Linked DNA regions of Homo sapiens: region 1 is linked to region 2. The links are chromatin loops, found by intact Hi-C in ENCODE. Cell type or tissue: PC-3. All regions are shown on one strand. Links, peaks and the distances in the headings refer to the core of each region. The heading gives the core; the rest is flanking DNA. Region 1 holds the start of LOC124902248 (a long non-coding RNA gene). Region 2 overlaps MUSK (muscle associated receptor tyrosine kinase).

The links. Hi-C counts contacts between places; a loop is a spot of excess contacts. Peaks named below come from ENCODE experiments on the same cell type or tissue, not always from the same donor. Only the 100,000 strongest peaks of a DNase experiment are listed, where the experiment ranks them.
Region 1: it touches region 2 in a loop (5-fold over the local background); 12 of 110 quality-filtered maps call a loop at or near these places.

What each region holds. Positions count from the first base shown.
Region 1 is chr9:111,035,283-111,038,085 of GRCh38, forward strand. LPAR1 (lysophosphatidic acid receptor 1) reads right to left here. Exons shown (of 6, transcript NM_001351411.2): 2 at 840-919. It overlaps LOC124902248 (a long non-coding RNA gene), which reads left to right and starts at 1,646. Exons shown (of 2, transcript XR_007061732.1): 1 at 1,646-2,507. RefSeq lists a silencer at 2,618-2,803. In PC-3, for the core only: CTCF peaks have their summits at 1,344 and 1,545; no DNase peak of the experiment used is centred there; H3K4me3 peaks cover 2,500 bases; H3K27ac peaks cover 2,500 bases.
Region 2 is chr9:110,751,435-110,754,237 of GRCh38, forward strand. All of the region lies in intron 7 of MUSK (muscle associated receptor tyrosine kinase), which reads left to right. Among named protein-coding and RNA genes, the nearest start is that of MUSK, 84 kb to the left of the region's middle. RefSeq lists a silencer at 1,375-1,669. In PC-3, for the core only: no CTCF peak of the experiment used is centred there; a DNase peak (open chromatin) is centred at 1,547; H3K27ac peaks cover 2,500 bases.

The DNA of each region.
Region 1 (2,803 bases), core at 93-2,592, 280 kb after region 2:
CACAATCACAGCTCACTGCAGCCTTGAATCCTGGGCTGAAGCCATCCTCCCTCCTCCGCCTCCCAAGTAGCTGAGACTACACGCACATGCCACCATACCCAGCTAATGTTTCTATTTTTTTTATAGAGACAGAGTCTCACTATGTTGCCCAGGTTGGTCTCAAACTCCTGGCTTCAAGCGATCGTCCTGCCTCAGCCTCCCAAAGTGTTGAGATTACAGGCATAAGCCACCACACCTGGCCCGGGATATTTAAATAAGAGGGTAACATGATATGTAAAAATAAGAAACCAAACAGTAGTATGATGCTGACTTAAGGCCAGAGAAGACTATTGGACTTTAAACCAAGAGCTTATGTTTAAGTTTTTATTACATCACAGTTCAGCTTTTACAATAAATAATGTTCCTCAAGGGTGTAGGCATATTGATACCAAAACATCAAAGAAAAGGAAGACAGGCCACACATCAAACACAGACATTAAAATCTTGACCTCAAACTAAATTCTGAAAGTTCTGTTATCTGCTGAATACTTGGAGCTTCCCAGTGAAAATGATACAGTGTATTCTGCCCAGATTGCAACTTTCCATACTAAGCATTTGAAATGATTCTTGGCCCTAAATATCACTTACTTCAGACTGAATGTCACTGTGTATCAAAAACACTGAGCAAGTGAGATTTTTATTCTTTGAACGTTCCAGTAGGTCACTAATGGAATAGATTCAGTAAAACCTTGCAGCCTACGGTATAATTTGAAACAACAAAAAAATCAAATCACTTTTTGGAAAATATTAGGTTTGAACAAAAATAGAAGTTTCGAAAGGGCTGCCACTTACATTCTTACCTCTGTTAGTTCTTTCCCATCACTCACAGGGAGACTGAAATCCATGCTGAGTGCCCACAGACCTGGGCAGGAGCTGTTCCCTTGAGAGACAATGATGCAAATGAGTCAAGTGATGCCTAGTAGAAGTCAGACTGCAAGGATCACCTTGACCTCACCCTAGTGCATTAGCTAAGCAAACTCACAAGCTTTAAATAATAAAGGTAACAAGAGATTGATCTGAGGTGGGGGAAGTATTATTGAGTCCCTTGAGGAAAGGAAAAAAAAAAAAAAAAGAGGAAATGAGCTCCCAGCTCAAGAATTTTTCTCCTCCAAGCATCCTCTGTTGCTTGTTTTCTTCCATCTTCCTGGCCCTCTGGACCTCTCACTTCCCCCTCCTACCTTTTCCTACTGCTCTAACACAATAAGATAACCTCCCACCGGTTTCTCGCTATTTGGGAAGCTGGAAGGAACAGCAACGATCACCAACCCCTTCCATTTTCCGGATGGGGAGACGGAGACCAGGATCTGAGCTGACCCGACTGGCTGAGGTCGCGCCGCTAGGGGACGTGGTGTACCTTGCGGGCTCGGATGATGACAACCCAGCCTTCCCTCCTCGCTCCTCGCCCGTGCCTTCCTGCCTCAAGCTACCTCCTTCTCTTGCCACTTGGTGTTTTTATCCTCAAATCAGACAAGTATCAAGAAAAAAATGCAACCTTAATATACTTACAATGCTGATTATTATTCATAATTTTGCATTTGGGGCAATTATACTCGCTCCTACTGGGATATGGAAATCAAGGGCAGAAAGAACTAGGTGACATTCTACCTCCCTGTGTATTTTAATGATGTTTAGTTTGGTTCAAATAACCATACCTCTAAAATACACCCTTTTTCCTTGGGACCCACTCTTCTATCCGGCAAGGGAATAACTTCTTAAAAAACTTCGCATTTTCCAAGTGTACAGTCTCCCCTTAACCAGAACTGCAGACTCTGAATCACAGACCTCTGGCTTACCAATTATGCTTAGCTGAGCAAACACACTTATGCAAATACGTGAAAAACAAACTGTTAGAGCCTGAAGGAATAGAGGATTTCGCTGTGATCATCAATATGTGATCATCACATTTTCAATATTTATGTTTACCAATATCTATCTAACCCCATAGGAAACGACGCGTCCATAGTGAAACAAGCCAGCACCCACATTTATGAAAAAATCCACGGATTTCAACAAAAATGAAGAGAGGAGAGCAGAAGCGGAGAGCCACAACCTCAGGCCCCAGACAGCAGGCAGCAGCAAGTCCTGAATGCCTTCACTCTTAACATTGCAAAGACCAAATGGCAGCAAAGAAAAACAAGAATAAACTTTAAATCCATTCACCACAAAGGAGTCCTACGCAAGTCAAAGGAGCCGTCGATTTCAAAACCATCAACTTTCAAAGCCAGGTCCCTCCCTTGCCTTACAACCTCCTGTTACTTGTTAAGCACGTTTGTTAGGCGGCTGGACAGAAACTTAGTTAAAAGTCCTCAGCCCGGTGGTGGGGGACAACCGAGTCGTCAGTGGGAAGCGAGAGGTGCGGAGCCCCAGGGGCGCAGGGACCCCTCGGAGGTGCAAGTCCAGCGGGACGAGGTTTTGGGAGAATTTCGAGGGCCCCTCGCAAGCCCTCCCGCGCACCCACCCCGACCCAGGTAACCGGAGGCCACCTACGTGTCACTGGGCGGGCCCCGGGGCGCACTGACCTGGCGCGGGACAGGAGGGCCGGCGGCCCGGGCGGCTGCGGCAACTTCCCTCCAGGGGCTCGGTCCGCCGCTGGGTGCGGGAGGCCAGGGGAGCCTCGCCTCCTGCAGGCCGGCTCGCAAGAACGCACGGCCACCCACCCGCGCCGCGGCCCACAGCGCGCACCCACACTCTCACTGGCACTCGCACGCGCGCCCCCAACCACAAAGCCCGTCCGCGGCGGGACAGTGTGAGCCCAGCGCGCCGT
Region 2 (2,803 bases), core at 206-2,705:
CCAGGAAAAATAACAGTGGAATTTGCATGGGGGAAGGGATGGTGGGAGCAATGCAAAGATTGGCATGTGGCAGCAGAGAGCAACTTGCAATCTGCTGCAGCAGCAGAGGTGAGTGCCTATGAAGAGCAGTTATCTCTGTAGGAATAATGGTTGTGTAGACTAGAACCAGCTATGACTTTTCATGAGCTTGACAATGGCAGTGCGATGGAGGTCAGCTTTAGAGTGGGGAGAAGTTGGGGACCCTGGAAGTGAGGCTTGAAGCCACTCTGGACAGGGGTATGTTTACAGTAGCTACCCAAGGAACTTGGGTAGAGGTAGAGAAGGCAGCATAAGGAGAGGGTTAACCTATAACTGGGACCTGGGACTTTGCTCTTCTGAACCACAAAGGCAACAATTAAATCTGACCATATACAGAATCATAGTGCTGCACGATGTTCGGAGTCAAGTAAAGAAATGAGAGTTGTTACTCGAAAACTGAAAAATGGAAAAGACTAAAAAGGTCTAGAGTGGATATGATAAATGAGAAACATGCCTATTAATTAAAAAATTGCTACACATCTAGTGTTATTCCCTGGAATAAGACCCTTTTGTCCAACCCCTGATTTGTTTGTCTGGTTGATTCTCACTGATTATTAGGGGACTTGACACTCCTCGACTTTTCCCAAAATTTCCCGAGGCAGACCTAATAAGGGTGTGTCATGAGTGTGATTGAATAAGACTTCTGAACTCCCATGAGACAACTTCCATTTTCTCTTCCTCTTTGACCTGCTCTTGTGAGTTAGACCTGCTAGAAGCCCCATGAAGGTCCCTCTGGAATCACTGAGGAAACTACCTCCCAACACTGGGGTGCTCCGTGGACTGATATTTTAGGGAAATGAGGCTACTTCGATGAAAAAGGGATCCTTGGAGCCTCTTTCATTCAGGGTCATTTGAAAGAAGCATGGCCTTATGCTCCCCAGATCTCCCAGAACTCAAGTATGGTATCTGCTTTCTCCATTTCTGCTTTTGGCCCCTCTCTCGGCATCCGATGAGGCTGGCCAGAAGTCCAGAACTTCAAGTCAGACATGGCGCCTCTTTTGCCATTCTGGCAATGCTTCCTTAATGCCAAACTCTGCTGTCTCATTTAACCATCTCCATCCTCCCCTATGTGACTAGTACCCCTAGTAGTCAACAGCCCCCTCTGTCATGTTCCTCGTGTTTCCCTTTGAAATTTCTACTCCATCTGTTTATTTGCTCTTCCCAGCAGGAAAACTGGAAATGGAAAAAGCTGATCTTATGCTTATGCTTAGGATTATGTCTAATGATATTTCTAGTGTTTGAAGGACAACAAAAAATAAAGATCAGGCTTCATTTTTCCAAAACCCTTCCATGTGTCTGCCCAAATCCTTATGCATTGTTTTAGAAATGTGATATATTTCTTTCTGACTCATTTACATTTACTGTTAGTCATCAAAAGGAGTCAGAAAAACTTTTGGAACCTCTCCCTATGAACCAGGAAGTTGCATTTCCCCTCCAGTCACAACCCCATAAAGCCTCAAGTTGCAAAGTAAACTTGCCAGGATGCTGGGCATTTGGCAAGATGCTTCTCTTTGTCATCAGAACCCTCAGCCCTGTGGAAGAAAGCAAGACAGCCTATGATACCAATAGTGAGCATAGTCCTAAAACAGCCGGAGACCATGAAAATGGACACAGGGATTCAGAAGAGAAAAATACAGGCCGGGTGTGGTGACTCACACCTGTAACCCCAACACTTTGGGAGTCCGAGGTGGGCAGATCACCTGAAGTCAGGAGTTCGAGACCAGCTTGGGCAACATGGTGAAACTCCATCTCTACTAAAAAATACAAAAATTAGCCAGGTATGGTGACGCATGCCTGTAATCCCAGCTACTTGGGAGGCCGAGGCATGAGAGTCACTTGCACCTGGGAGATGGAGGCTGCAATGAGCTGAAATTGCACCACTGCACCACGGCACTCCAGCCTGAGCAATAGAGTGAGACTTCATCTCAAAAAGGAAAAAAAAAAAAAAGAGAGAGAGAGAGAGAGAGAAATAAAATACATATTTGTATTTCCCATTCTCAATGGCACCAACAGGTCCTTCATCAGAGAGTGCAGTCCATGGTTCTATCCATGTTTATCCAGTCTCAGAGTACAGGGACGAGCCTATGGTCACACACCCCTCTAATGTAAGCCGCTCCCCATTCTACCAACAACCCCCACTTTCTATATTGCCCCTTCTTTGAATCGACCTCAGGGTCTAAGCCTTTTGGTCACTAAATTTAAAAGTCACATGAATACAAGTAGTATCAAAACTGAGCAGGAGGGAAAAATCTGATGTGGTAATACTGGAGTCTCCCAAACTCCCCAGATGAACCACATGGTTTTATTTTTCTTATTTCAAAAGAGGTGATGTTTCACACTACTACAGAAAAAAAAAATGGAACTTTGAACACTATTTCATAATCAGTATAGCTGATTGAATGTACTGACATGTTTCATGCTCTTTCTCATGTCTGATAGCCACACTCCTGTTTCCTCCCAATGTTGGAGATAATTCTTGAGACTTGGTAACAGAGCAGTAGCACGTAATTTGCTTTACCACTCAGTGCTTCAACCATCATAGGTAAAGAGTGTTCTTATCAACAAAACAGACACCATCCCTGGCATTCCATGCTGGCTTTCTCTGGTTTTAAATTAATTAAAGTCATTTTGTTTTTGTTCTTAATAAAAGGGAAAAGGATAAATGAGTAACAGCCAGTAGCCACATTAAATTGCTACCAGATGTTCTGCAGTTAGGCATAAAAGG